Regions from separate parts of the Homo sapiens genome. Here region 2 is linked to region 1. Evidence: read pairs that join two places in POLR2A ChIA-PET (ENCODE). Cell type or tissue: Panc1. All regions are shown on one strand. Each heading gives the region's core, and the rest is flanking DNA. Links, peaks and the distances in the headings are about the cores only. Region 1 holds the start of MYH11 (myosin heavy chain 11). Region 2 overlaps LOC107984869 (a long non-coding RNA gene).

Evidence for each region. Peaks named below come from ENCODE experiments on the same cell type or tissue, not always from the same donor. Only the 100,000 strongest peaks of a DNase experiment are listed, where the experiment ranks them.
Region 2: POLR2A ChIA-PET joins it to region 1 with 8 read pairs; 4 of 35 experiments call an interaction of 5 or more read pairs at or near these places.

What each region holds. Positions count from the first base shown.
Region 1 is chr16:15,843,784-15,859,506 of GRCh38, forward strand. MYH11 (myosin heavy chain 11) reads right to left here and starts at 13,245. Exons shown (of 41, transcript NM_002474.3): 1 at 13,158-13,245. RefSeq lists an enhancer at 14,291-14,792. In Panc1, for the core only: no CTCF peak of the experiment used is centred there; a DNase peak (open chromatin) is centred at 5,578.
Region 2 is chr16:15,898,107-15,913,829 of GRCh38, forward strand. LOC107984869 (a long non-coding RNA gene) reads right to left here. Exons shown (of 3, transcript XR_001752339.2): 2 at 6,475-6,555; 3 at 4,442-4,886. Among named protein-coding and RNA genes, the nearest start is that of CEP20, 17 kb to the left of the region's middle. RefSeq lists an enhancer at 1,132-2,331. In Panc1, for the core only: no CTCF peak of the experiment used is centred there; no DNase peak of the experiment used is centred there.

The DNA of each region.
Region 1 (15,723 bases), core at 4,458-6,957:
CAATGGGGCTCACATTTCCTGGTGCATTAGCTTCTGAGTCAGTAGGACTGGGATGGGGCCCAAGAATATGCATTCCTAACCAGCTTCCGGGTGATGATGATGATGCTGGTCTAGGGTCCCCACCACAAGACTGACTATATCAGATGAAGAGCTCTTGTGGAATTTTTAAGGGATGGGTCCGCCTGCCATCACCTAAATCTACTAATTAACCCTAACATCACAAAAAGAGAGAGCTGACTAGACATTATAAACATTACATGCCTGCAGATGGGCCACTACAGGAAGTGCCGTTACCACTAATGACATATTCTTGCTCAAAAGAAAAGGGGATGGAGATGGGGGATGAAGGTGATGAAGCCTCCAGATCTGACGCCTGTCTATGGAAAATGCAAGGCACAGGAGAGCATGCTAAACAATGCAGTAAACTCCCAAAGGTGAGAGACTATGCTCTGTCGCCCAGCTAGAGTGCAATGGCGGGATCTTGGCTCACTGCAACCTCCACCTCCTAGGTTCAAGTGATTCTCCTGCCTCAGCCTCCCGAGGAGCTAGGATTACAGGTGCATGCCACCACGCCTGGCTGATTTTTGTATTTTTAGTAGAGACGGGGTTTCACCATATTGTCCAGGCTGGTCTCAAACTCCTGACCTCAGGTGATCTACCGGCCTTGGCCTCTCAAAGTGCTGACATTACAGGTGTGAGCCACCACGCTCGGCCAGTACTCTCTTTCTTTAACAAATAAAATACAAACAAAAAGGAGGGGAACCCATAGATTAAAAAATAATTGAAAGAAAAGAGGCTGGCAGTAGCCCACATGTATAATCCCATATTTTGGGAGGCCAAGGCAGGAGGATTGCTTGAGCCCAGGAGTTCGAGACCAGACTGGGCATTATAGCAAGACCCCATCCCTTAAAAAAAATATCAGCCAGGCATGATGATGCGTGCTTGTAGTCCCAGCTACTAGGAGGCTGAGGCAGGAGGGTTGCTTGAGCCCAGGAGTTTGAGGCTGCAGTGAGCTATGATTACATCACTGCACTCCAGCCTGGGTGTCAGGGTGAGACCCTGTCTCAAAAAAGAGAAAGCCACAGAGAACGAGAACATTTCATAAATATAGGGCATTTTCATTAGCCTAAAAGATCTTTCTGAGCCTAAATAAAGTACAAGTTCATTGGTGCTGGCAACATTTGATTGGTTGCCTCCTCTTGAGAGGTAAGATAACCTGTAGTCATGTAAAGACACCCAGACTTTGCAATCAGATGCTAATTCAAACGTGACTCTGCCACTGCAGAATGCGTGCTTCTGGGTGACTTACGTAGATCTGAGACTCAGATTTACTGTATATTAATACTGGGGACCTAACGGGTGCCCTGCAGAGCTGCCATGAAGTTTAGATGAAACTCTCTACACCAAGCTTGTCTAACCTGCAGCCCACAGGCTGCATGGGGCCCAGGACGGCTTTGAATGTGGCCCGATACAAATTCATAAACTTTCTTAAAACAGTATGATATTTTTTCGCGATTTTTTTTTTTTTTTTTAGCTCATCAGCTATCATTAGTGCTAGTGTATTTTACGTGTGGCCCAAGACAATTCTTCTTTTTCTGGGGTGGCCCAGGGAAGCCAAAAGATAGGACACCCCTGATCTACACCAAGTACCTTCTGTTTCTATACCCTTTCTCACTTCCGGTGACTCTAAGCCACTTCGCTCATTCCTAACCAATAGCATTTACTACTGTTGGATGTTTTAATTATGTTTATTTCTGGACAGCCATAGTCACAGAAGTGGCTTGATACGACGCGTCTTCTTTTAATAGTATAACCAAGGTTAGTTTAAACAGGCAGCAAAATAGGAAATGCGGCAAAATATTCAATCATTCCCTGATAATCTCTTGTTTCTTAAGGTGTCGCAGCAGATCGTGTGTGTGTGTGTGAGAGAGAGAGAGAGAAAAAGAAGGAGAGAGAGAGAGAGAAACTGGAGGATGCGTAAGAGAAATGGGAGGGTGTGAAGATGAAGTAAGATTGATCACAAGTAGGCCGAGTGTGATGGCTCATGCCTATAATCCCAGAACTTTGGGAGGCTGAGGTGGGAGGATAACTTGAGGTCAGGAGTTTGAGACCAGCTTGGCCAACATTGTGAAACCCTGTCTCTACTAAAAATACAAAAATTAAAAATTAGCCAGGATTGGTGGTACGTGCCTGTAGCCCCAGCTACTTGGGAGGCTGAGTCAGGAGAATCACTTGAACCCGGGAGGTGGAGGTTGCCGTAAGCCGACATCATACCACTACACTCCAGCCTTGGCGACAGAGTCAGCCTCCATCTCAAAAAAAAAGAAGTGTCAGAGCTGGGACCCAAACCTGGGTCTCATTCTGGAGTCTATTTGGTTCTGCCTTTCACATAAGGTGGGTGGGCTTGTCAGATGCCCATAAAGGAATCAATCCTGTAAGGCACCTGGCACAGTACCTGACACATTACAAACACCCAAAATAGGACTCGAATCAGGTGAAGTAAACTACAGCTCCACACCACAAAAAAGGACATCTCACAACACATCCTTGAGCAAAAGAAGGTGGTCACAAAAAGCACAGGTTCTGTGACTATTGAACTGAGGTCCAAAACCAGGCAGAATTAATCTACGGTGATAGAACTCAGATAAGGAATGAATGAGTCTCCGGTGTGCAATGATTGCAAGGACAGAACGTGAGGGGGGCTTGTGAGGGTTGACCTCTAGATCTTCATCTGAATGCCAGCCCTATGAGTGTTCACTTTCTGAAAATTCATCAAACTGTTGGGCCAGGTGACATGGCTCACGCCTGTAATCCCAGCACTTTGAGAAGCCAAGATGGGAGGACCACTTGAGCCCAGGAGTTTGAGACCAGCCTGGCCAACACAGCAAGACCCATCTCTAAGAAAAAATGTTTTTTAATTACCTGTGTGGAAGACTGAGGTAGGAGGATAACCTGAGCCCAGGAGGCTGAGACCGGCCTGGTCAACATGGTGAAACCTTGTCTCTAGCAAACATACAAAAATTAACCGGTTGTGATAGTGTGCACCTGCAGTCCCAGCTACTCAGGAGGCTGAGGTGGGAGGATCACTTAAGCTCAGGAGGTCGGGGATGCAGTGAGCCATGATCATGCCACTGCACTGCAGCCTGGGTGACAGAGTGAGACCCCCATCTATAAAAAATATATCCTCTTGAAAATTCATCAAGCTGCACACTTTTTTGCACATCAAGCGTACTTTTTTGGTTGTAAAGTACACTTCATTTTCCTTCCCTCTTATCTTTAATTGTGGTAAAATACAGCTAACATTCACCACCTCGGCCACTTAAACACAGTTCAGTAGCATTAAGTATATTGATATTCTTGTGCAATAATGAAGAGTTTGTGCAGATGGTAGCCAATTACATCCCAAGAGGGCTAGGAGAGTGTTTCATTTGTTCTAAGCACTATGACAAGTAAAGTGGACTTCTTTTTTTTTTTTTTTTTTTTCTGAGACAGGGTCTTGCTCTGTCGCCCAGGCTGGAGTGCAGTGGCATGACCTCAGCTCACGGCAACCTCCGCCTCCCAGGCTCAAGTGATCCTCCCACCCCAGCCTCCCAAATAGTTGGGACCACAGGCACCTGCCACCATGCCCAGCTATTTTCCTGTATTCTTTGTAGAGACGGGGTTTCACCATGTTGTCCAGGCTGAGGTCTTGAACTCCTGACCTCAAGTGATCTGCCTGCCTCGGTCTCCCAAAGTGCTGGGATTACAGGCATGAGCCGCTGTGCCCAGCCCTAAGTGGGCTCTTCCTAATTGCCATGTGGATGAGTTGCCTTAAAAGTCAGAAAAAATAGCAAAAGCTACAACAGAAAAATAAAAGGACACGCACGCCTCCATTGCCTGGGACCCTGTCTAACCTCAGACTTAAAAACACAAACAAGATCAAGTGCAAAGATTCAGTCTCTGTACAAAAAAGGAGAGCTTGGAGCAGGCTGGATTCCCTCTGGCTTTGATGTCTCTGACAGTTACGACGTGCAAAATCTGCTTTGGTCAAAAGACAGCAAGATGGGGGATGAGAAGCTTCGACTCATGCTAGAATGGTGTTTTCCATAGCATGCCCCTTGGAACCCTAATTCCCTGAAATATCTGGGCTGGGGTGGAGCTGCGGAGGTTGAGAAGCTCTTCAAACAGTGGCGCAGTCAAGGTCAAATCCATCTGGAAGGTGCTACATATTCCCCTTTCCCTCATTGAGACACAAAACACACAACAGGACACTTGAGTCTCTGGCAGATCCGGAAACCTGAAAGCTGTTTTGCTCCTACGAGCCTTGGGTCCCCAAAACAACATTTAGCCACAGATTTGCCAAATGTTTTGAGAATGTTTTCCTAAAAATTTGCCAAATTTTTGAGAAAATTCAGTGAGCCTGACAAATTAATAATACTAATACTAGTAATAATAGTTGCTAAGTCTTTTTTTTTTTTTTTTTTTTTTGACACAGAGTCTCGCTCTGTTACCCAGGCTGGAGTGCAGTGACGCAATCTCAGCTCACTGCAACCTCCACGTTTCTGGGTTCAAGTGATTCTCGTGCCTCAGCCTCCCAAGTAGCTGGGACTACAGGCATGCGCTACCATGCCTGGCTAATTTTTGTATTTTTAGTAGAGATGAGGTTTCACCATATTGGCCAGGCTGGTCTTGAACTCCAGGCCTCAAGCAATCCTCCCACCTTGGCCCCCCAAAGTGCTGGGATTACAGGCGTGAGCCACCGCAGCTGGCCACAAACTCTGCACTGTGACTCTTGGGCTGCGTCATTCTGTGTCGTGAGGGGAGCTCTTCCGTGCATTGTGGGATGTTCCGCAGCATCCCTGGTCTCTGCCCACCTGATGCCAGTAGCACCCCTTCCTCCACTCATGACAATCAAAAATGTCTCCAGACACTGCTAGATGTCCCCTGGGGTGGCAAAACTGCTTCCAGTTGAGAACCACAGCTTTAGAATAAAAACAAGGGCTGTCTTGGGAAAGGCAGTTAAAGCTGAGAGCAGCTCTCACTTAGTCAAACTCAACTCGGAATACCAACTGCAGAAGATCAGACGGGGGCAAGGTGAACACACTGGACCAGAGACGGACCGCCAGTTGGCCCAACCCCAGGGACACTCTTCATCTACCTTGATGCACCTTCCCAACCCTCCCTCCTCCACCATCGCTCATGTTTAAGGTCCTGCATCAGCTCCAAGGGCTGAAAGGACATCTCTGAAATTACTACCCAGAACTGCTGACCACGAAGTACAGTTCACTCATCAAGAGCTGCTCTCAATGTTTTTGGTTGGGGGAAGGGTCTCACTATATGCCCAGGGTGGAGTGCAGTGGTGCAATCATAGCTTACTGCAGGCTCAAACTCATGGGCTCAAGGGATCCTCCCACCTCAGGTGTGGGCCACTATGCCCGGCTTATTTTTTGTAGAGATGGGGGTCTTGCTATTTTGCCTAGGCTGGTCTCAAACTCCTGATCTCAAATGATCCTCCTGCCTTGGCTTCCCAAAGCTCTAGGATGACAGGCGTGAGTCACCTCGTCCAACTTTCTCGAATGTTTGGATGAAAACAAATGACTCTGTCACCTTTGGCATTAGCGATGTTTGACACATCTGAGTGTGTCAGCCTTGTTTACAGTCCTGTCCTGACCAACAACTGCTTCATTCTTTTTTTTTGAGACAGGGTCTGGCTCTGTTGCCCAGGCTAGAGTGAAGTGGCGCGATCTCTGCTTTCTGCAAACTCTGCCTCCCAGGCTCAAGCCATTCTCCCACCTCAGCCTCCCAAGTAGCTGGGATCACAGGCACGCACCAGAACACCCAGCTAATTTTTTAATTCTTGCATTTTTTTGTAGAGACAGGGGTCTCACTTTGTGGCCCAGGCTGGTCTCAAACTCCTGAGCTCAAGCGATCTGCCTGCCTCAGCCTCCCAAAGTGCTAGGATTACAAGCATGAGCCACCGCGCCCAGGCTGCTTCATTTTTTGAGCACAAACAAGCTAATCATTAGCCTCTGGAAGACCTTAGGATGTCAAGTAACGAGTCTCAGCTTTGCCCCAAACCTGCTGGGTGACTCTGGACAAGTCACTTGCCCTCTCTGGGCCTTGTATTTTTCATTTAGGGAAAATAAATCAATGGTAGGCTGGCCCAGCTCTACCATTTTATGGGACCCGTCTGTGACTCCCAGTCAAAGGGCTGAAACTGGACCAACTGAGAATGTCAGGTTGCTTTAGTTTGTTTTACCATCAGTTTCATTTTTCCCAGAAGAACTCAGGGGCAAAAGATCTTGCCCTCTCTGCTTCAGCATTAATAAAAAGTAAATTAGGCCGGGCATGGTGGCTGATGCCTGTAATCCCAGTACTTCGGGAGGCCGAGGCAGGCGGATAACCTGAGGTCAGTAGTTCAAGACCAGCCTGGCCAACATGGTGAAACCCCGTCTCTACTAAAAATACAAAAAATAGCCAGGTGTGGTGGTGGGCGCCTGTAATACCAGCTACTCAGGAGGCTGAGGAAGGAGAATCGCTTGAACCCAGGAGGTGGAGGGTGCAGTGAGCTGAGATCCCATCACTGCACTCCAGCCTGGGCGACAAGAGCAAAACTCTGTCTTGAAAATAAATAAATAAATAGTAAATTAAATATCCCAGAGCCCAGAGAGTATAGGATTTGCACATCACCTCACCTGGTCAACAGCTTCCCTCAGGATTTTACTGCCAAGCCATTGGCTAAAGATTTTGGACCAGAGACAAAAACCCAAATGTTTTTGGAGATCAGGTAAGTAATACAGAGTGACCCAGACCAGATGTTAGAGTATTGCTTATATTCTAAATACCATGCAGGGTTCAGCACTGTGGCTCACGTCTGTAATCCCAACACTGGGAGGCCAAGGCAGGCAGTTCGCTTGAGCTTAGGAGTTTGACACCAGCCTGCGCAACATGGTGAAACCCCATCTCTACAGAAAATACAAAAATTAGCCAGGCATGGCAGCACATGCCGGTAGTCCCAGCTACTCGGGAGGCTGAGGTGGGAAGATCGCTTGAGCCTGGGAGGTAGAGGTTGCAGTGAGCCAAGATCATGCCACTGCACTCTAGCCTGGGTGACAGAGTGAGACTCCATCTCAAAAAGAAAAAAAAGAAAAAAGAAAAATTGCTCATATTCTAAATGTCATAAAGGGCTGGATACAGTGGTTCACACCTGTAATCCAAGAACTATGGGAGGCCAAGCCAAGAGGATTGCTTGAATTAGGAGCTCTAGACTAGCCTGGGCAGCACAGTGAGATCCCATCTCTATTTCAAATAAACGAATGAATGAATGCCACACAGGCAAAACAGAAGTTCTCTGAACCTGATCTGCAACACAATTCGCCAGCTGGAAGGACCTCTGCAGTGGAAATCCTCGCTCAAGGCCTGGTCCAGGTGTAGGGAGGCATCAAATGTGTCGCAGGGAGAGGCACTGGGCACTCTAAATGCACCTGCTTGGCAGGTCCCCAGTAGTACCAAAAAGGCAGTTTAGATCTATTATTCATAACAGCCACTGTATTTATTGGGCCCCTTGTATTCATCAGGTATCAGGCCAGACAGCTTCCTATATAGACCATCTCACTGTCTCCTAAGCGCTCTGTAAGGTGGCATCACCTGCTATTGCTATTTTCCTGCTAAGATGACCGAGGTCCTGGAAGGTAAATGCAAGACCCCCACTTGTAAAATTTGGAGTCAGGAGTACAATCCAGAATCTAATCCTAGTTTTCTGCTAAGAGTAAATGGACACCCGATTAATTCTTAGCAGAAAGTCCCTTTCTTGCCCCTGACCCTACTCCACCATTTCTACCCTCCCCTCACCATTCACATCCCCCCACCTCCCAAGGGCTTGTTCCCAAGAAAGCCCTACTTCACTTTTACAGGAAAAAAAGTGAATGGTGAACCTGTCACATTCTTATTGCCTTGTGACATCTGCCTAATCATCTGAATACCAATGGTTTCAAGTAACTCCAGAAAGAAGTTCTCTTAATGCATAACACTATTTTTTCCTCCCAACCAAGAGAACTTGGTTGGCAAGAGTTACGGTAGCCCCTGTGAAGGATGCTTCTGGAAGCGAGCAAGAACTGATTATTTCTGGCCCTAAAAGCCCCACTGTGTTTTATATTTTACAATTCTGGCATACCACAGCTTAAAATAAATGTATAGTCTCCTATGTCAGGGGTCCCCAACCCTTGTGCTGCAGTATCAGTCAATGGCCTGTTAGGAACCAGGCCACATAGCAGGAGGGGACGGTGGGTGAGTGACCATCACTGCCTAAGCTCCGCCTCCTGTCAGATAAGCAGCATTAGATTTTCACAGAAGCACAAACCCTATTGCCAACTCCACCTGCAAGGGATCTAGGTTGTACGTTCCTTATGAGAATCTAACCAATGCCTGATGATGAGGTGGGACAGTTTCATCCCAAAACCATCCTCCCCACTCCACCCTGGAAAATATTGTCTTCCACGAAACCAGTCTCTGGTGCCAAGAGGATGGGGACTGCTGTCATATGTGACTGCAACAAGTTGCAATTTGCAATGCCTTTTTTTTTTTTTTTTTGAGACCGAGTCTCACTCTTTGCCCAGGCTGGAGTGCAGTGGTGTGATCTCGGCTCAATGCAACCTCTGCCTCTGAGGCTCAAGCGATTCTCGTGCCTCAGCCTCCCGAGTAGCTGGGATTACAGGTGCCCACGACCATGCCCAGATAATTTTTGTATTTTTAGTAGAGATAGGGTTTAGCAGAGACCATGTTGGCCAGGCTGGTCTTGAACTCCTGACCTCAGGTGACCCACCTGCTGCGGCCTCCCAAAGTGCTGGGATTACAGGCGTGAGCCACTGCACCTGGTCTGCAATGTCTTTAGCCAGTCATTTGCAATATCTATTAATTTTAGATACGCATGCCCTTTAACTCAGCAAGCGCATTTCTGGGAATTTATCCTACAGATAAATTCATATAATTAGACAAAAAGTCCAAGGATGAAAGAGTGGCATTATCTATTATTCCCATTTTCCTGCTAAGCCTATCGGGGTCTTGAAAGGTAAATGCAAGGCCCTCCCTTGCAAAAGTTGGGGAACCAGGATTAGAATCCCGATCTGTTTGAAGCCTAATTTACTCAGAGATGGCATTAGCGATGTTTGACACATCTGAATATGTCAGCCCTATTCACAGTCCTGTCCTAACAACTCACTGCTTCATCCCTTGAGCACAAACAAGCTATTCATTAGCCTGTGGAAGATCCTTAGGTCTTCGAGTTACAAGTCTCAGCTCTGCCCAAAACTCGCTGGGTGATGCTAGGCAAGTCACTTGCCCTCTCTGGGCCTTGTATTTTTCAGCCTGGTACAGTAAAGTTCTATGCCCCTCACCTTTTTTTTGAGACAGAGTCTCACTCTGTTGCCCAGGCTAGAGAACAGTGATGCAATCAGGGCCCACGGCAGCCTTGAACTCCTGGGCTCAAGCAATCCTCCTGCCTCACTCAACCTCCTGAATAACTAGGACTACAGATGCATGCCACCATGCCCAGCTCATTTTAAAAATTTTTTTGTAGAGATGGTGCCTCGCTATGTTGCCCACTCTGGTCTCAAACTCCTGACTTCAAGCCATCCCCCCACCTCAGCCTCCCAAATTGCTGGGATTACAGGTATGACCTGCCATACCTGGCCTCTATGGCCCTTTCCTAGCAACTTTGATGAGGTTGTTCCTCCTTAGCCCCTGAAACCCTGATACAAGTCACAGATGTCCGACCTCCCCTTTCAGCCACTGTGAGCAGCTTCTTCCTCTGTCCTTGGATCACATACAAGGTTTCTTTCAAATTCTTGCCTGCCTTTCTCTAAATTCAGTCTTTCCTCCATTGTGTGGCCAGGGTTAAAAGTTGAAAGGTCAGGAGTGGAAGGAGAAGACCTAGAGAGCAAAAAGGCCATCCCTTAAAGTATGCCATCAAGACCCTAAATAAGCCAGGCGCGGTGGCTCACGCCTGTAATCTGAGCACTTTGGGAGACCAAGCCAGGCGAATCACTTGAGGTCAGCGGTTCGAGACCAGCCTGGCCAATATGGTGAAACCCCATCTCTACTAAAAATACAAAAAATTAGCCAGGCATGGTGGTGGGCGCCTATAAACCCAGCTACTCTCTACTCAGGAGGCTGAGGCTGGAGAAGTGCCTGAACCTAGGAGGCGGAGGTTGCAGTGAGCCAAGATCGCACCACTGCACTCCAGCCTGGGCGACAGAGCAAGACTCTGTCTCAAAAACAAACAAACAAAACCCTAAACAAATGTAATTGGAATTTGTAACATTCCCAATCCAGGTAAGGAATGGTAGCTTAATATATTAAAGATTCTAATCACCACTTTCAGCCCAAATAGAAACGAGGTTTATGAGATCAAAGGGAAGAAAATTAAGAGAAGCTTCTCCTTTAACGGCCACATAGTTTAGGCTTCCCGGTTCTGCCAAAGATGAGCCATGCCATACTGAGCAAACATCTTGAACTCTCTGGTTGTGTTTGCTATAAATAACCATCACTGAAGCTTACCAGGGGCCAGGCACTGTGCTAAACCCTTCATACACATTAGCTCATCAAATCCTCCCATGAGGGTAATCTGTGAAACTCTGGAGTTAGAAAGACCTAGATTTGTAGAATCTTCTTTTCCTTACTGGTTAGCTGAGCTATCTTAAGCAAGTTATTCAGACTCCATATGTGTAAAATAAAGCCAGTTAGAATAACAGTATCTACTCTAAAGGGTTGTTATGAAGACGTAAGATAATGTCCACAAAGCGTTTAGCATCTCGCCAGGCAAAAGTGCCCAAAAAACATGAGTTATTCTCATTAGCCCCATTTCCCGGATGAGAAAGTGAGGTTTGGGGAGGTGCGGGAGATGATTTTTAAATTTGCTTATGGCCTTCTATGATTCTACTGGATTGAATATTGAACTTGGTTTTCAAGAAAAATCTACTATATATCTGCTCTTGGAATTACACGCTTGTGCCTAACGTGGAAGACCCACCTGTTTGGATTCAAGACCTGTGGAAAGGAGACAATTCCCTCCCACCCCCCACCCAAAAAAATCAAACCTCTGAATAAGAGGGGGTAGGAAAAAAGAATCCCACTTTCCTCCCAAATCTCTTCTCCTTAGGGTTTCTCCACTAGTTCTTCAATGGGTGAGGGACATGGTAGACAAATCCCCAGGGCCAGGACCAACCGGGCTGCGGTGCAAGGCTGGGTAACTGACGAGGGGGCCGGGGATGGCCTCATGGAAAACGCTTCCATAAATGGGCATGTTTGCCTCAATCTCTGCCCTCCCACGGAAAAGTAATGATAACAAATCCATAACAGATACCTTGTACGGAATAACACATCTATTTCGGACATGATAATAAAAAAACATGGTGTTTACAAGGCAAGCCTGGCGGCTTCTCGGAAAAGACCCAGCTAGTTCACGTTCTGGACTCTCGGCATGGCAGCCCACCTAGGGTCACTGGTTTCAGCTAGGTCACCCCCTCAATCAGGGGACAAACAGTGCCTTTTATTTTAAATGTGCAAAAAGTCAGTTTATGTTTTCTTCAAAGGACACGGTGATAAACATTTACTTTGTTGGAAGCATTTAGTCCCACCAGAAACCTGACCCCAACAAGTTTGTGTCCATGGTAAAGAAGAAAGATAGTGGGGTCAAGGGTATGAACTTGGACTCAAACTGACCCGGGAATGGGTTCTACCACTTGCTGGCTGTGTGACACTTTACCTCTCTGAGCCTCAGCTGCCTTGTATACTAAACAGGCATCATAAAGCCTTTCTTATGAAGTTGTTGCAAAGATTAAATGAGATAAATTAAGTTAAATGTTGCAACAGCATGTGGCACTGAAGTGTTCCATCAACGGTAGCTATCTCAAAGGGAAAACATCAATTTCCTTCAAACAAAATTCTCTATCTTATTTCACACCCTGCCACCTAATGACTTTCAGTTCAGCGTCAAGTTCCGTCTCTGAACAATTCTAAAATAGTATCGTTGAGTAAATCAAAGAAACAAAAAACTATGCAAAGCAGTTTATTAATAGCCTGCATTCTTTTTGCCAAACCCCGGACGGACAGTTCACCATTTAATCTCTCAGTTCTTCATACTGCAACTAAACACTCCCACCTTGGGTTTCTAAATATTTTCTTTTACTTCTTGACAAGCATGGCTTTGGATGGTACCTTTTCTCAAGTGGCAAAATCCCTACCAGACCCTGTGCTGGAAGAAAACTTACAACAGGCAGTAGCCACACTTTCTCTCGTTTTACCCATTTGGTTGGGCACGAGAGTGGCATTGACACAGGTGGCTCTGCGGGAAATTCTAGTGTAATCTTACCTAACGCACCTGCAGATCGTGGAAGCAAATGGAGACTTTGGAGCCCACCTGGGTATCTGGGGGCCCTTTGGGGTCAACCTGGGTGAGTTGTTTTTTTTTTTTTTAATTTGGAGAAGAGGAAAAAGTGGGCTGTAACAAACTAGATCACAACCAGCCTTATCTCCCAGGGGTTCTCAACATAGAAGAACCTCCCCTAAACTGATTAAAAAAAAAAAACAACAACACTCCTTTCTGCTAAGCCTATGCCCATGTGTTTTTAACTGATTTAATGCATTATCAACACAACTGTGCAATACGGTCAAATCCACAAGGAGCCTCACTTTGCCCTTCTGTGTGATAGCAAGTGACTTTTCAGTGAAGTTCAGCTGTAAATTTTTTGGTGCCTAGAATAAAAGTGAGATGCCTTGATTGTCTGCACCGGACCTCTGAGATTTCCAAGGGAGCATATCTCCTGGATTAGCCTCTTAACAAGAATCACTCGGGACTAATTTTTTTTTTTTTAAGGCAGTTTTTCTGGGGATTCTAGAGTTGGGAAATGGAGTTGGGTCCAGGCATTGATATCGTTAATAAGCACCCCCAAAATGGTACTTCTCACTGGCAATCTTAAGAAATGCTGTTTGGGGAAAGTCTAGGATAATCTAAGACGATAAGGCAGAGAGAGATCCAAATCACAACTCTGCCCCCACCATGGCCCTTACGAGGTTGACAACAGGGACCCCTAAGTGCACCCCAGCCCCTATAGAATACCCTATAGGACTTTTAACACCCCCCTGCCCTGCAATCTGCCCCCAGAATGACAACTACTACTTACAGATCTCCAACTGGGGGGACTAGTGGAGAGGAAACTGGATGGCGAGCTCGGATCTGACGCACCTCCCAGGCCGGAGCGTCCAAATCTCCCTGCGCGTCCTCGGACGCCTCTCTTTATAGACCCGGAGCTGCCCGCGGCTGGGAAAGGGGAGGAGGCCGAAGGGGTGGAGTTGGGGAGGGTCCCTCGCGGCCCCCTCGCCGCGCCCCCTGCAGGGCGCACCCCCGGCGGGAGCGCAAGGAGCTGGGGCGCTCGGGACAAGGGTGCACGGAACAGGTGCGCACCGCACAAGGGCGCACGGAACAGGTGCGCACAGGGACGGGAGTCTCAGCCCCGGCCCCAGGCGGTCGCAGACGCTCCGGATCCCTAGAGAAAGGGGGTCGAGCAGGCAGTGTCTGTGCGGGATGCTTGAGAACGTCTTCCCTGAGTCGGTTCCGGCCGCAAAGGCTTTAACCTCTTCCTCCCCGTGTCGGGGCTGTGGTGGATCTGACTTGACATCTCCCACCCCACTTCCCATTTTATTGGCATCGCACTGTCTGGAAAGAGGGCCGGCTGTGCAGCGTGAAGGGTAGGGAAAGGGGATTTCTTGAACTTTGCAAAGTGCAAGACAGGAGGCCCCCACCCTTGCTGGGAACCGTGCAGGAAGGGGAAGTTTTTACTTTTCCCAACTTGCCATCTCCACCTCCACCCACATCACCACGACCAAAATACAAATAAAAATTAAAAATAAGCCCACTGTGATTATTTCAGCTGTCCCCCTCCCCTGTGCGCCACTCGCCAGCTGCGTGACCTTGGGCAAGTCACTTCACTTCTCTGAGACTTGGTGTCCATAGCTACAAAATGGGGGAAGGCGGTGGCGGTGATAATTACGTTATTTACAAGATGCAAGTGTCAAGATCCAAGGAGAAAGTGGGTGTGCCCCCAGAGTCTGCGAGTTCCCTTCAACAACTTCCCTTCCCCAAGGATTCCTCGCCTAAAATTGCATTCCCTGTCTCTCTCCATCACAGGCTCTCTCGCTCTGTCTCTGCCACTGTCTCTGCATGTCTGTCACTCTGATCATTGCTGTCTCTCGCTCTATCTTTTGTCTCTGTCCCTCTCGCTTCTCTAGATCTGTCGATGTATCTGTCTCTCCCTCCTGTCTCACTTTGTCTCTGGTCTCTGTGTCTCTTGCTCTCCATCTCTCCCGCGTGTCTCACTCCTATCTCTGCGCTTTCTCTCTCTCTCTTCCCCAGGCTCTCCGTCTTCTCCCCGTCCCTCCCTCCCCGCTCCTGTCCACGCACGCACACACAGGCCATAAAAGGAAGTCGAGGCGGTGGGCTGGCCCCGCGCCAGGCCGGGGACCCGCGGGCAGCCCGGGCGCTCCGCTCCCCGCGCGGCACCAGCTCCTCCGAGGTTCCCGGGCCGGGCCGGGCCGGGCCGGTCCCCCTCCCCGGGAGCGGCGGGAGCGGCGGGCGGGAGACAACCCAAAAAGGGCAGGCGCGGACTCCTTCCTGCAGGAATTCCCAGCGCCGCATACCAGCTCTGGGCTGCCGGCTCCCCCTGACTAAATATGGTGCCGAGTGGCCTTCCTGCTCCCCGGCGTCGGGGGAGGGGGCCCTTCACGCAGCCACCGGCCGCCGTTGCCCCGCGGGGCTAGATGGGGACCCCTCTGCTTGGGGAAGGCCCGGAAGGGGGCAGCCCCCAGTCCCACGTGGGTTTCTGCTGCTTCAGGCTAGAGGATTTGGAGAGAGGGTTAAAGTTGGGCAGACCCCTCCTGGGTTCTGTACTTGACGCAGGCCCTTAGTCTACAACCACTCCTCTTGCAACCAGGTGGAGGGGCTGGGGGCCGGGGGTGCGGGGGGTGGCTTTATTAATACCCCCATTTTGCAGGTGAGAAAATTGAGTCCCTGCAGGGGTAAAGGGATTTGACCAAGCTCTCACTGGGACAGTCATTGATTGGTGCTGGCACTGGAACCTTTCTGATGACACCATTCACTTCCAGAGAGGAGACATTAAAGGGAAATGCCCAGGCAAACTGGCCTTGAGGCCCAGGGCGTGTATCTGAGAGTAGATGTCTGGCTTTGAATCTGCCAGTGCTGCTTTCTACCTATATGACCATGGGCAAGTAACTTTGCCTCTCCATGCCTCAATTTCCCTACCTGTAAGATGGGAAGAACATCAGCTACTTCCTGGCCTTTTTGTAAGCAGTCCTTGAGATGATCCATGTAAAATGAACATGGTGCACCGCTTCATGTGAGCTGCTGTTACTCGCAACAAACATGAAACCAACTAGAGTTGCACCAGGCCTCCGGGATATAAAGAGAGGCCTCTTCCCCTGCAGGCTCCCAGGCCCATCTGGAGAGCTCTGCATCTCAGACCCTTTTGGGTCCTTCTTCATCCTTCCAACATCAAGCTTACCTGGTTTTCACCCTGGAAACTCCTGAGCCTGGCCCTCACCCTGCAATGGGCCTAGATCAGAGAGTCAAGAACAGCCTGCATTTAGCTGGCTGGGGAAGTGAGGGGTAAAGCTCTGCGGAAAATGATGAATGAGCTGCTCCGCACAGGCTTTTAACATCTACGCTGTAAAAGG
Region 2 (15,723 bases), core at 5,585-8,084, 55 kb after region 1:
ATCCCCCTCCTCCTCTTTCATCTTCTTCCTCCTCCTCCTTCCTCCTCCCAGCCCTCCTCCTCCTCCTCAACCTCCTCCCCTTCTATCTCCTCCCCCTCCTCCTCTTTCTTCTCCCTCGCCCTCCTCTCTTCTTTTCTCTCCCCCAACCCCCTCTCTACTGGGCCTTTGCATGTGCCCATCCCCCAGCCTGGAAACTTCCTCCTGTTCTGGTTAATTTCTGCTCATTCTCCAGGTCTCAGTCTACCTTTTTGTTGTCGTTGTTGTTGTTGTTGAGACGGAGTCTCGTTCTGTTGCCCAGGCTGGAGTGCAGTGGTGCGATCTCGGCTCACCGCAAGCCCCGCCTCCCAGGTTCACGCCATTCTCCTGCCTCAGCCTCCCGAGTAGCTGGGACTACAGGTGTGCGCCACTGCACCTGGCTAATTTTTCGTATTTTTAGTAGAGATGCGGTTTCACCATGTTGGCCAGGCTGGTCTCAAACTCCTGGGCTCAAGCGATCCACTTGCCTCAGCCTCCCAAAGTGCTGGGATTACAGGCATGAGCCACCGTGCCTGGTCTCCAGGTCTGTTTAAATGTCATTTCTTCCTAAAGCTTTCCTGGCTAATTCGATTCTTCTTCTCAAATGTATCTTGGGGGGTGAAAGGTCTGAGAAGAGGGAGGGGCATAGAGATAAAGGAAGCTTCCAACAGAGGTGCATCACCAATGCCCTTCTCCCAGGTCCGAGGTCATACCCCTGGCTCGAGGGGAGGCGGCTTCCGATGCCTGGTCCATGCTGGGGTATCAAGTTCCAGCCCTCTCACCCCAGTTTGGGACAATTCTGTAGGACCGCCTCACTGGCAGAGCTTGCTGAGGGAGTAAGCTGAGGCCTTTGTAGGCCACAAGGTTGAGACCAGCCTGAGCATCATAGTAGGGCCTTGTTTCTATGAAAACATTTTTTTAAAAAATGAAACTTCCCACATGACAATTTTTTTTTTTGAGACGGAGTCTCACTCTGTCACCCAGGCTGGAGTGCAATGGTGCGATCTCAGCTCACTGCCACTTCCGCCTCCCAGGTTCAAGTGATTCTCATCTCAGCCTCTCAAGTAGCTGAGATTACAGGTGCCCACCACCACACCTGGCTAATTTTTATATATTTTAGTAGAGATGGGGTCTCGCCATGTTGGCCAGGCTGGTCTTGAACTCCTGACTTCAAGTGATCCGCTCATCTCTGCCTCCCAAAGTGCTGGGATTACAGCCATGAGCCACAGCGCCCGGCTTCCCCATGACAATTTTAAACATGAGAACTATGTATATGCCACAGTCTGGAACTTGGGATCTCAAATAATCTTGGATTCCTTGTTCTCAGTCCCCATACAGAAGGGAGGAGGGCTGGCCTTTGGACTCCCCCAAATCTGGGTTCGAATCCCAGCTCCACCACTGCAAGTCTGGTTGCTCTGGACCAGTTACTTAACGTTCTCTAAATGTCAGTTACATCCGTGAGATAAGCTACCTCGCGGGACTTCATTCAGTCCTTCTTCAAATATCTGTAGAATATTTGTAGGCTGAGGCCTTTGCTGGGACCGTGGAGAAGCCCAACTTCCTCCTCCCTTTCCCCCACTTCCTAGGCTTTGATCCAGCCCTGGAGCCTTGATCGAATTGATCTCTCTTTCAAGTCTTCCAGGGAGGCTGTGACTCAATCCTAGAAACCAGGGGCAGGTCCAGGCTGCCTGTGGTCTACTTGCTCCACTTCCTCAGGTGCTCAAGGGTGACTCATCACTCAGTAAGTTCAGAGCAGAGGGCGTTCTCCTCAATGTGTGCCAGGAGCACAGCAGGAATGTAGGCACCCTCAGAGCTCCCCAGAATTCCCTAACCCTGGACCACACTGTGGCATTGCAGCCTATGTGGGGCTGAGGCTCTGTTTCACATTGGGTGCCCAATGGACTGCTTTACAGGACAGATGCCTTGTTATCCTGCTCTGCTCCGGTAGAACAAATATTTGTAGAAGGACCGAATGAAGTCCTGCAAGGTAGCTCATCTCACAGACGAAACTGATGTTTAGAGAACATTAAATAACTGGCCCAGAGCAACCAGACTTAAAGTGGTGGAGCTGGGATTCAAACCCAGATTTGGGGGAGTCCAAAGGCCAGCCCTCCTCCCTTCTGTATGGGGACTGAGAACACGGAATCCATGACCATTTGAGATCCCAAGTTCCAGACTGTGGCATGTACATAGTTCTCATGATTAAAATTGTCACGTGAGAAGTTTCATTAAAATTTTTTTTTTTTTTTTTTTTTTTTGTAGAGACAAGGTCTCACTATGTTGTCCAGGCTGGTCTCAAGCTCCTGACCTCAAGCGATCCTCCTGCCTCAGCCTACCAAATTGTTGGGATTGTAGGTGTGAACCACTGCACTCTGCCCAGAGGTTTCAAAGTGAACTTTTTTTCTTTAATCAAGATGGGGTCTCACTATGTTGCCCAGACTGGTCTCAAACTCCTGAGCTCAAGCGATCCTCCCGCCTTGGCATCCCAAATTGCTGGGCTTACAGGCATGAGCCACTGCACCTGGCCTCAAAGTGGAATGTTTTTAGTGGGGGGAAGGTGCTGGATATTACTGTCAGTCCTTTAGAGGAAGTAAAATAAATCCTACAGGTACATTGACATTCTCAGGTCACTTTCAGAGGGATGAGCAATAAATTCATTCAATGCCTTCTTTACTAAAAGCATTAGAGATAAAGAAATTCTGGAAGTAAATCTTGCTGAAATGCATTTTGTCAGGGGAACTCAGTTGAACAAAAACTAAAGGTTGAGTTCAGAAAAGGTAAATGTCTTTTACCAAGATTTAGTTCTTTTCTTCCAGGTAGATATGCCTTTTCTTAGGATCTGGAGTGAGAGGCTGTTGGAAAATAAGGGTTGGGGAAAGCCACAGATGGAATTTTACAAATTGGAGACAGCTACTTAATAGAAACGGCATCTCATCAGACAAGTCAAGGCAACTGTTGAAAATATGACATGTCTCTCTATCAGCCATTCATGGCCCAGGACACTATGGCAACCAAATCCAAACTGCTGGTTCAAAGAGATTAGTCTGAATCCCAAAAGAATCCTAATTCTCTCCTGATTTATTAAGGAAGAAAACAACAACCGCCTTTATTTGCAATATTATTGCATTGCATGCAATCCTAGGAAAAGGTGTGGCTGTTATTTTTGAAGAAGTACTCACCCTATACTAGATACAGTATGAAACATTATTCATGCGTCATTGCATTTATTTCTCACGTGATCTCAAGAGGTAGATGCTACTGTCATCCTGATTTTAAGATGAAGAAAGCAAGCCTTAGGGAGTTAAAGGGAACTGCCCAAGGTCAAACAGCTGGAAAGAGACTTGGCCAGACGCAAAAACAGTCTGATGCCCGGTTCAAGGTCCTTTAGTTTCATCTGTCCAGTAAGTAGACAGAGTATTTGATACTTGGGCTGGACTAGACAAATCTATGATGTGTAATTGTTCTGTGAACTCACAGATCCTAGCGTGAAGAGTTTTTTGTTTTGTTTTGTTTTGGTTTTTTTAGATGCAGTTTCGCTCTTCTTGCCTACGCTGGAGTGCAATGGCGTGATCTTGGCTCACTGCAACCTCCACCTTCCGGGTACAAGTGATTCTCCTGCCTCAGCCTCCTGAGTAGCTGGGACTACAGGCACCCACCACCACGCCCGGCTAATTTTTTGTATTTTTAGTAGAGATGGGGTTTCACTATGTTGGCCAGGCTGGTCTCAAACTCCTGACCTCAAGTGATCCACCCGCCTCAGCCTCTCAAATTGCTGGGATTACAGGCGTGAGCCACTGTGCCCGGCCTTTTTTTTTTTTTTTTTTTAGATAGGGTCTTGCTCTGTCGCCCAGGCTAGAGTGCAGTGGTACAATCATAGCTCACTGTAGCCTTGAATTCCTGGGCTCAAGCGATTCTCCCACCTCAACCTCCCTGAGTGGCTGGGACTACAGGTGCGTACCATTACAACACCTGGCTAATTTTTTTTTATTTTTTAATATTTTGTAGAGACAAATTCTTGTTATGTTACCCAAGGTGGTATTGAACTCCTGGCCTCAAGTGATCCTCCCACCTTGTCCTCCCAAAGTTCTGAGATTACAGGTGTGAGCCACTGTGCTTAACCAAGTGAAGACTTTTTTGGCTAGCTCAACCCTGTAATTCCAGCACTTTGGGAGGCCGAGGTGGGTGGATCACCTGAGGTCAGGAGTTCAACACCAGCACGGCCAACATGGCAAAACCCTGTCTCTACTAAAAATACAAAAATTAGCTGGGCATGGTGGTGGGCGCCTGTAGTCCGAGCTACTCAGGAGGCTGAGGCAGGAGAATTGCTGGAACCTGGGAGGCGGAGGCTGCAGTGAGCCGAGATCACACCACTGCACTCCAGTCTGGACGACAGAGCAAGACTCTGTCTCAAAAAAAACCCCAAAAACAAAAAACAAAAATCAAAACAAACAAAAAGCCCAAAGGAGGACTTTTTCATGCTGATAAAGAATGTAGGATAAACCTGATACCCTCTCCAAAATCTCTTCCAATTTTCCTAACCTCTGTACCAATGAGGACTTCCTTTCCTTTCTGACTTTCGATCAATGTAACAAAAATAAAATTGAAGCAGAGAAGGGTTAAGTATGTTGCTCAAGGTCTTGCAGGTGATTTGGGTTAGAGCCAATCTTGAACTCAGCCAGGTGAGGTGGCACCTGGTTCCATGACTGGACCCTCCCTGCTGCCCTGGTTTGCGAGAAGATTCTTACACACATGTCCCTGATCTCCTTGAAGCTTTGATTTTCCACCTAGAGCCCCACTGCAGCATCCTGGTTATCTGCGCAAGCTCTGTTGTTACACTGAACTGGATGGTGAATCCTGGGTACCTGTGTGGCCTTGGGCAAAAAAAAAAAAAAAAAAAAAAGCACCTCTCTGAGCTTCCATTTCTTTCATTCTTTCTTTCCCTTTCCCCTCTCCTCCCCTCCCCTCCCCTCCCCTTCTCTCTCTCTCTCTCTCTCTCTCTCTCTCTCTTTCTTTGTTGGAGTCTCCGTCTGTTGTGCAGGCTGGAGTGCAGTGGCGCAATCTTGGCTTGCTACAACCTCTGCCTCCTGGCTTCAAGCAATTCTCCTGCCTTGGCCCCCCTGACGAGCTGGGATTACAGGCATGCACCACCATGCCAGCTAATGTTTGTATTTTTGTAGAGATGGGGTTTTGCCATGTTGGCCAGGCTGGTCTCAAACTTCTGACCTCAAGTATTACGCCCATTTTGGCCTCCCAAAGTGCTGGGATTACAGGTGTGAGCCACCACACACGTTCTTGGGCCTCCATTTCTACAGCTATTAAAAGGAGGCCATAATAGTACCTAACTCCTGGGATATTATCGTGGCTAAAATGAGCTAATGGGCCAGGTGCGGTGGCTCACATCTGTAATCCCAGTACTTTCGGAGGCCGAGGCGGGTGGATTACCTGAGGTCAGGAGTTCGAGATCAGCCTGGCCAACATGGCGAAAGCCCGTCTCTACTAAAAATACAAAAATTAGCCAGGTGTGGTGGCTTGCACCTGTAGTCCCAGCTACTCGGGAGTCTGGGGCAAGAGAATCGCTTGAACCCAGGAGGTGGAGGTTGCAGTGAGCTGAGATTGTGCCACTGCACTCCAGCCTGAGTGACAGAGCTAGACTCCATCTCAAAAACTAATAATAATAATAATAATAATAATAATAATAATAATAATAATATCATAATAAGATGGGCCTGGCGCGGTGGCTCACGCCTGTAATCCCAGCACTTTACTCTACTAAATCTCTACTAAAAATACAAAAATTAGCCAGGTGTGGTGGCGGGTGCCTGTAATCCCAGCTACTTGGGAGGCTGAGGCAGGAGAATCACTTGAACCTGGGAGGCGGAGGTTGAAGTGAGCCAAGATGGCGCCATTGCACTCCAGCCTGGGAAACAGGAGTGAAACTCTGTCTCAAAAAAATTAAATAAATAAATAAGTAAATAAATAAATAAAATGAACTAATGCATGAAGAGCACTTAGTTAAATTAAATAAATAAATAAAATTTTTAAAAAATAAAATTAATTAAATAATAAATAAATAAATAAAATGAACTAATGCATGCAACAACTTAGCACAGTGCCTAGGACATAATAGGCACTCGATAAGTGGGCTGGGCGTAGTGGCTCATGCCTGTAATCTGAGCACTCTGGGAGGCTGAGGCGGGCAGATCACCTGAGCTCAGGAGTTCAAGACCACCCTGGGCAACATGGCGAAACCCCATCTGTACAAAAATTACAAAAATTAGCTGACCATGGTGATACCCACCTGCAGTTCCAGCTACTTGGGAGGCTGAGGTGGGAGGATCACTTGAGCCCGGGAGACTAAGGTTGCTGTGAGCCCAGATCATGCCACTACACTCCAGCCTGGTGGACAAAGCTAGACCCTGTCACACACACACACACACACAAAAGTGGCTATTTCCTCACCATTCCCCCCTTGGCAGGTCACAGCCCAGTCCACTCCACTCCTCCATGGTCTCCATTCTTGTCGCCTCGACACCAGATGGCCTGGATTAGGTGTGTAAGAACATATTTATGCTCCAGTTTTCTCTTGTCAAATTCCTCATCCTTCCTCTCCCCTTCCCAGATGTTCTCCATTCTCCGCAAATCCTCTACCTCACCTCCATCTTCCACCTGCTCTTTGGTCACTCTGTCTCCTACTCAACTAGGAAGACCCTAGGAACCCTCCACTTGGACCCTAAATCTCTTTGCATTTTAACCTTTCATTCATGAATTCATTCATTCGAAAGATATTATTGAGCATCTACTATGTACCAGGCACTAAGGATACTAGAGTAAATATAATAAACAGGATCCTGGCTGGGTGAGGTGGCTCATGCCTGTAATCTCAGCACTTTCGGAGGTAAAGGTGGGTGGATCGCTTGAGGTCAGGAGTTCGAGACCAGCCTGGCCAACATGACAAAACCCGTCTCTAGTAACAATACAAAAATTATCTGGGCATGGTGGTGGCACATGCCTGTAATCCTAGCAACTTGGGAGGCTGAGGCAGGAGAATCGCTTGAACCCAGGAAGTGGAGGTTGCAGTGAGCTGAGATCACACCACTGCACTCTAGCCTGTGCAACAGAGCAAGACTTTGTCTCAAAAAAGTAAACACGGTCTCTACTCACATAGAGCTCACTGGCCAAGAGAAAGGGCAGCAATTCATCAAATATTTAATTACAAACTCAGATAAATACTATAATGAAAAATGCAGAGATTCTGAGACAGTCAGGGGCCATAACCTAGCCTAGGTTGGTGGTTATGGAAGGCTTCCATATCAGCATGTGTTTCTTTCTTTCTTTTTCTTTTTTCTTTTCTTTTCTTTTTTTCTTTTTCTTTTTTTTTTTTGAGATGGCGTCTTGCTCTGTTGCCCAGGTTGGAGTGCAGTGGCACCGTCTCATCTCACTGCAACTTCCACCTCCCAGGTTCAAGCAATTCTCATGCCTCAGCCTCCCAAGTAGCTGGGGTTACAGGCTTGTGCCAACACACCTGGCTAATTTTTGTATTTTTAGTGGAGTGCAGTGGAACCATCTCGGCTCACTGCAACTTCTGCCTCCCAGGTTCAAGCGATTCTCATGCCTCGGCCTCCCAAGCAGCTGGGATTACAGGCGTGTGCCACCACACCTGGCTAATTTTTGTGTTTTTAGTAGAGATGAGGTTTCACAAAGTTAGCCAGGTTGGACAGCACGAGTTTCTATGCAACACACTGTCCTAAAACTTAGTGGCTTAAAACAACAACAATCATTGATTTCACCCCCAAATCTGCAATTTGGGCAGGATGTGGCCTGGACAGCAAGTCTGTGTTCCACATGCCATGCTCAACATGGGGCAGCTTGACAGGGGCTGGAGGACCCACTTTTTTTTGGTTGTCTCTGAGATATAATTTACATGCCATAAATTTCACCATGTGAAACCATACAATTCAATGCTTTTTAGTATATTCACAGGATTGTACAACTATTGCTATCTAATTCCACGATATTTCCTTTTCCCTAAAAAGAAATCCTATACTTATCTGGATGTGGTGGCGCACACCTGTGGTCCCAGCTACTCGGGAGGCTGAGACAGGGGGATCAATTGAGCCCAAGAGTTCCAGGCTGCAGTGAGCTATGATCGCACCATTGCACTCCAGCCTGGGTGACAGAATGAGACCCTGTTTCTAAACAACAATGACAAGAACAACAACAACAGAATATATACCATTAGCAGTCTCTTCTATTCCCTCTTCCCCTAGTCCCTGGAAACACTCATCTATCTTCTGTCTTTATAGATCTGTCTGTTCTAGACACTTCAAATGGAATATACACTACGTGGCCTATTGTGTCTGGCTTCTGTCACTGAGTACAATGTTATCAAGATTCTGGAAGACCCACTTTGTGGATGGCTCAGTCACATGGCTGGCAATTTGGTATTTGCTGTCAGGTGGGAACTCAGCCAGGGCTGTGGGCAGGGATCCCATTTCTTCTCTATGGGGGCCCCCTCCACGGGCTGCTTGAGCTTCCTTATGGCATGGTGGTTGGGTTCCAAGATGGAGCATCCTAACAGAGCCAAGTGGGAGCTTTTCATATCTTTTTTTTTTTTTTCAATTGAGACAAAGTCTCACTGTCACCCAGGCTGGTGTGCAGTGGCATGATCTTGGCTCACTGCCACCTCCACTTCCTGGGTTCAAGTGATTCTTGTGCCTCAGCCTCCTAAGTAGCTGGGACTACAAGTGAGCGCCACCACGCCCAGCTAATTATTGTATTTTTAGTAGAGGCTAGGTTTGCCATGTTGGCCAGGCTGGCATATTTATTAAAAAAAAAAAAGAGAGAGAGAGAGAGACAGGGTCTTGCTTGTTGCCCTTGGCAGGTCACAGCCCAGTCCACTCCACTCCTCCATGGTCTTGAACTCCTAGTCTCAAATGATCCTCCTGCCTCATCCTTCCAAAGTGCTGAGATTACAGATGTGAGCCACGATGTCCGGCCAGCTTTTCACCTTTTATGACCAGTTTCAGAAGTCACACCATGTCACTTCCACAGTAGCCTCAAGCTCGTCTGGATTCAAGGGAAGGGAACACAGACCACCCTTCACAACAGGAGTGTCAAAGTCACCTTGTTTGCGTTTTAACTTTTCATTAATGCATTCATTCATTCAAAAGATATTATTGGCCAGGTGCAGTGGCTCAAACCTATAATCACAGCACCTTGGGAGGCTGAGGCGGATGGATCACCTGAGGTCTGGAGTTAGAGACCAGCCTGGCCAACATGGTGAAACCCCGTCTCTACTAAAAATACAAAAATTAGCTGGGTGTAGTGGCATGCGCCTGTAATCCCAGCTACTTGGGAGGCTGAGGCAGGAAAATCGCTTGAACCCGGGAAGTGGAGGTTGCAGTGAGCCGAGATTGCGTCATTGCATTCCAGCCTGGGTGACAAGAGTGAAAATCCATCTCAAAAAAAAAAAAAAAAAAAAAAAAGTCACACCATGTCAGTTCCACAGTAGCCTCAAGCTCATCTGGATTCAACGGAAGGGAACACAGGCCACCCTTCTCAATAAGAGTGTAAGATCACTTTGTTTACATTTTAACCTTTTATTCATGCATGCGTTCATTCAAAAGATATTATTGAGCATCTACTCATGAATGAATAATTGTGGCCACTTTTGGAAAATACAAGTGCTACAGCTTCCCTGAGAAGATGATGTTGGGGCTGACAGCTGAAGGATAAGCAGGTGTTACTTAGGCACAGGTATGGAAGAGCATTCAAAAAACACAGAACAACGTGTTCAAAAGACCCGGGGGAACAATTAGCACACTGGAGGAACTTAAGGCGGCCTTGAGTGGCAGAGGCAGAGAGAAAGGCACTTGTCTGTTGTGTGCTTTCCATGACTGCTGTTTCCACTCAGCCTTCATTGTCCATTTTTTCAGAAACAGTACCCTAAATTCCCTTTGGGGAACCATTGACTCACCCGCCCTCAGCCCTCTCAGTGGGGCTGGCTGCAGGGGTGGGTGTTAAGACCCAGGTCTAGCCATTCAAGACAGTTCACCCAGCCTCGCCAGTCTCACTGATTGGTTCGGGTGTGGTCATGTGACACTCAGAAGGGCCAATGAGGCTCAAACCCAAGACATCTGCTGCAGCTATTGGACAAGACAGAGTGTATTGCCTTGGGGTTGCTAGGTAGGATAGAGGCAGGAGTGGTTGGGTGTCACCTTTGCCTCTGCCAGAGAATAACCTGTTGAAATGACACCAACAAAGAGAAAGTAGAACGAAGTGACACAGACCATTGAGCTCCTGGACTATGACCAAAGCCAGCTCTGCCACTGGACATTTTAGATTCATGGGCCAATACATGATGGTTTAGGCTAATTTGAATTTCTGTCACCTGGAATCAAGAGTACTGTTTAAAGGCACCATCGGTGGGCGCAGTGGCTCATGCCTGTAATCCCAGCACTTTGGGAGGCCGAGGCGGGTGGATCACCCGAGGTCAGGAGTTTGAGACCACCTTGGCCAAAATGGCGAAACTCCATCTCTACTAAAAATACAGAAAATAGCCGGGCATGGTGGCACGTGCCTGTAATCCCAGCAACTAGAGGGTCTGAGGCAGGAGGATGGCTTGAACCTGGGAGGCAGAGGTTGCAGTGAGCCATGATTGTGCCACTGCACTCCAGCCTGGGCAACAGAGTGAGACTCCATCTCAAAAAACAAACAAACAAACAAATAAATAAATAAAGACACTATGGTTAGGATTTTTCTCTTCCTGTCCCTAACTACACATTCTCCATTCCTGGTTCTTACGTACCACTTCAGAAGCCTCCAGCACTTCATCTGGCCTCTCTTCCTTCTCTCTCTCTTTCATTTCTTATTTTTTTTGAGACAGAGTCTCGATCTGTCACCCAGGCTGGAGCGCAGTGGCGCAATCTTGGCTCACTGCAACCTCCACCTCCAAGGCTCAAGTGATCCTCCAGCCTCAGCCTCCTGAGTAGCTGGGATTACAGGCACACACCACCACTCCAAGCTAACTTTTTGTATTTTTAGTAGAGACTGGTTTTTGCCATGTTGCCCAGGCTGGTCCCAAACTTCTGGCCCCAAACTTCTGGCAGATCAAGTGATCCACCTACCTCGGCCTCCCAAAGTGCTGGGATTACAGGTGTGAGCCACTGCATCTAGCCTTCTCTCTTTTTTTTGTGATCAATAAATGTTTGTTTATTGCATCTTGGTCTGAATGTCATATTAAATTTGGGGTTCCAAAAAACTCTAGAAAACATTTATGAGAACTTGGGAGGTGGAGGTTGCAGTGAGCCGAGATCGCGCCACTGCACTCCAGCCTGGGTGACAGATTGACACTTCGTCTCGCCAAAAAAAACAAACAAACAAAAAAAAAAAACAAAAAAAGAAAAAAAGAACTAAATGTCCCTGAATATAAAATGGTAGGTAAGAACAGTAATTGGCTTGTCGATCAATGATGAATCAAACAGAAAATGCGTGACAGATTATGGGGAAGTTTAAAATGTCCAAATATTATGTCCCAGAAGAATTTGTCTAGATAATAGATCTTCCTCAGTCCCTTTCAGGGGATGGATGGATAGTGGACATACTTGGGCAGGTTTATTCAGGGTAAGCTGGAGGAATGTGTCAAATAGGTAGCTACCTATCTGATTTACTTTCATCCTATTTTTTCTGCTCTTAAAACAAAATAACCTCCTATTGGTTAAACTTTTTTTTTTTTTTGGTTGCAAATCAAACTCTCTTACTGGTTTTAAAATATCAATTTCTTTTCTTTTTCTGTTTCTTTTTTTTTTTGAGGCGGAGTCTCACTCTGTGACCCAGGCTGGAGTGCAATGGCATGGTCTTGGCTCACTGCCACCTCCGCCTCCCGGGTTCAAGCGATTCTCCTGCTTCAGGCTCCTGAGTAGCTGGGACTAGAGGCATGTGCCACCACACCTAGCTAATTTTTGTATTTTTAGTAGAGACAGGGTTTCATCATGTTGGCCAGGCTGGTCTCGAACTTCTGATCTTGTGATCTGCCCGCCTTGGCCTCCCAAAGTGCTGGGATTACAGGCGTGAGCCACCGTGCCTATCCTATTTTTTTTCTTTTTCTTTTTCTTTTTTTAAGATGAAGTCACTCTCTGTTGCACAGGCTGGAGTGCAGTAGCACGATCTTGGCTCACTGCATCTTTTGCCTCCTGGGTTCAAGCGATTCTCAGCCTCCTGAGTAGCTAGGACTATAGGCGCGCGCCACCACGCCTGGCTAATTTTTGTATTTTTTTACAGAGGGGGTTTCACTATGTTGGCCAGGCTGGTCTCGAACTCCTGACCTGAAGTGATCCACCCACCTTGGCCTCCCAAAGCGCTGGGACTACAGGCATGAGTCACCACGCCTGGCCAAAAAAAAGATTAATCTTAAACATAACCAGAAGTCTAGATGTTTGACAGGTTTATTTATTTATTGAGACAAGGTCTAGCTCTGTTGCCCAGGCTGGAGTGCAGTGGCGTGATCTCTTGGGTCACTGCAACCTCCACCTGTGGGTTCAAGACACCCTCCCATCTCAGCCTCCTGAGTAGCTGGGACTACCTGCCTGGCTAAGTTTTGTATTTTTAGTAGAGACCAGGTTTCACCATGTTGCCCAGGCTGGTCTTGAACTCCTGGCCTCAAGTGATCCAGCACCTGGCCTCCTAAAGTTCTGGGATTACAGGCGTTGGCCACCATGCCTGGTCAGTTTGGCAGGTTTAAGGGTTGACTTATGCCTGTGACTGTGGCTATCTTTCTTTATATTCTCATGGCTTACCCCAGGCTGGCCACTTGTAATATATGGTCATCTTAACCAAATTAGAAAAAGGTATTCCAGTTGATGTGGTGGCTCACGCCTGTAGTCCCAGCACTTTGGGAGACCAAGGTGGGTAGGTCTCTTGAGCCCAGGAGTTTGAGATCAGCCTGGGCAACATAACAAGACCTCGTCTCTACAAAAAATACAAAAATTAGCTGGGCATGATTGTGCATGCCTGTAGTCACAGCTACTCGAGAGGCTGAGGTGGAGCCCAGAAGGCAGAGGTTGTAGTGAGCCAAGATGGGACCACTGCACCCCAGCCTGGGCAACAGAGCCAACCTGTCTTAAAAAACAAAAAACAAAAAACCTGACATGGGACTTTGAATATTCTAGTATTGAATGAATGAGGAATAAAGAGATGGATGGGTGGATGGATGGACGGACAGATGAATGAATTGATAGATGGATGAGTTGAATGGGTGATGGAAGGATGGATGGATGGACAGGTGGATGAATGGATGGATGGGTGGTGGATGAATGGATGGACAACTGAATGAATGAATGAATGAATAGATTGACAAGTGGATGGGTGATGGGTGGAAGGATAGATGGTCAGATGGATGGGCCATGGACGGATGAACGGACAGATGGATGAGAGAGAGAGAGAGATTCCTCTGGGCAGCAGACAATTTCCTTAAAAACAAACAAACAAAATCTCCTTTTTCGGGAAGATACAACCACACATACGGGCTGAATGTCAGCCCCCAATCATCTACTCGGCACTTCCATAGCACAGGGCACAATTTTGGGCAAGTGCTCATTTCGTGAGGACCACAGACAGGCACCATTTTTTTAAGGGTTGGTGGGATGATCACCACTGTTTGAGGCCTTATATTCAAGGATTACAATGTTCAGAGGAGAAAATAGAACGACTTCCAGGATCTCTGCCAGAGCGCCAGGAAGAACTTCCTCGGAAACATTTAACAAAACTCTCCTCGTATCTCATTGGCCTGATTTGAGTTACATTTCCTTTCTTTTCTTTCTTTTTTCTTTTTCTTTCTTTCTTTCTTTCTTTCTTTCTTTCTTTCTTTCTTTCTTTCTTTCTTTCTTTCTTTCCTTCCTTCCTTCCTTCCTTCCTTCCTTCTTTCTTTCTTTCTCTCTCTCTCTCTCTTTTTTTCTTTCCTTCCTTCTTTTTTTTTTTCTTTTTTTTGAGACATGGTCCAGCTTTGTCGTTCAGGCTGGAGTGCAGTGGCACGATCTTGGCTCACTGCAACCTCCGCCTCTGGGTTCAAGCAATTCTCCCCGCCTCAGCCTCCTAAGTAGCTGGGATTACAGGCACCCATCACCACGCCTGGCTGATTTTTGTATTTTTTAGTAGAGATGGGGTTTTACCATTTTGGCCAGGCTGGTCTTGAACCCCCGACCTTAGGCGATCCGCCTACCTCGGCCTCCGAAAGTGTTGGGATTACAGGTGTGAGCCACCGCGCCCGGCCTTCTTTCTTTTTTTGAGGTAAGATTCACAAAACATTTTTAAAATCACCCTTTGGGGCCAGGCATGGTGGTGTGTGCCTGTAGTTCCAGCCACTAGGGAGGCTGAGGCAGGAGGATCACTTGGGCCCAGGAGCCTGAAGTGCGCTATGATCACTCCACTGTACTTCAGCGTGGGTGACAGAGTGATACCCTGTCTCAAAAAAAAAAAAAAAATCACCATTTAAAGTGAATAGTTCACTGTTTTTTGTCACATTCACAATGTTCCACAGCTATCATCACTATCTAGAACATTTTTACCACAGCAAAACAAAAGAAAAAAACAAAAAGCAAAACAAAAAACAAAAAACCATAACCATTAAGCAAACATTCTCCATTCCGCCCCTCCTCCTAGGCCCTGAGAACCACAATCTACTTCCTGTCTCTCCGGCTTTGCTTATTCCGTGTGTTTCATCCCATATAAATATATTCATAAAATATGTGGTCTTTTGTGTCTGTGTCTGTTTCCTTCCTCTCCCTTTCTTTCTTTCTTTCTTTCTTTCTTTCTTTCTTTCTTTCTTTCTTTCTTCCTTTTTCTTTCTTTCTTTCCACTTTCTTTCTTTCTTCCTTTCTTTTTCTTTTTCTTTCCTCTTTTCTTTCATATCATGGCTCACTACAGCCTTGACCTCCCAGGTTGAAGAGATCCTGCCACCTCAGCCTCCCAAGTAGCTGGGACTACAGGTGTGCACCAGCACCCCTGGCTAATTTTTGTATTTTTTTGTAGAAACGTGCTGTTGCCATGGTGCCTGGGCTGGTCTGGAACTCCTGAGCTCAAGCAATCTGCCCAACTCGGCCTCCCAAAGTGCTAGGATTACCGGTATGAGCCACTGCGCCTGACTGGGGTTCTTTTTTGTAGCATGATGTTTTCAAGGTTCATGCCAGTTGTAGCATGCATCAGTATTTTCTTCCTTTTCATGTCTGAATGATATTCCACTGCATAGATAAACTAAATATTATTTATCCAGTCGTTAATTGATGGGCATTTGATTTGTTTCCACTTTATGGACCGTTACGAATAGTGCTGCTATGAGCATTTGTGTGCCAGTTAATGTTTGAACACCTGTATACTAGTATACACCCAGGCATTAAATTGCTGGGTCATATTGTAATTCTATGTTCAACTTTTTGAGGAACTGCCAAACTGTTTTCCATAGAGGCTGTACCATTTTACATTCCTAGCAGCAATGTACAAGGCTTCCAGTTTCTCCATATCCCCATCAGGCTTGTAATTTTCCTTTTTTTTTTTTTTTTTTTTTTTTGACACAGAGTCTCACTCTGTCGCCCAGGCTGGAGTGCAGGGGCGTGATCTCGGCTCATTGCAACCTCTGCCCCCTGGGTTCAAGCGATTCTCCTGCCTCAGCCTCCTGAGTAGCTGGGATTACAGGGGCCTGCCACTGTGCCTGGATGA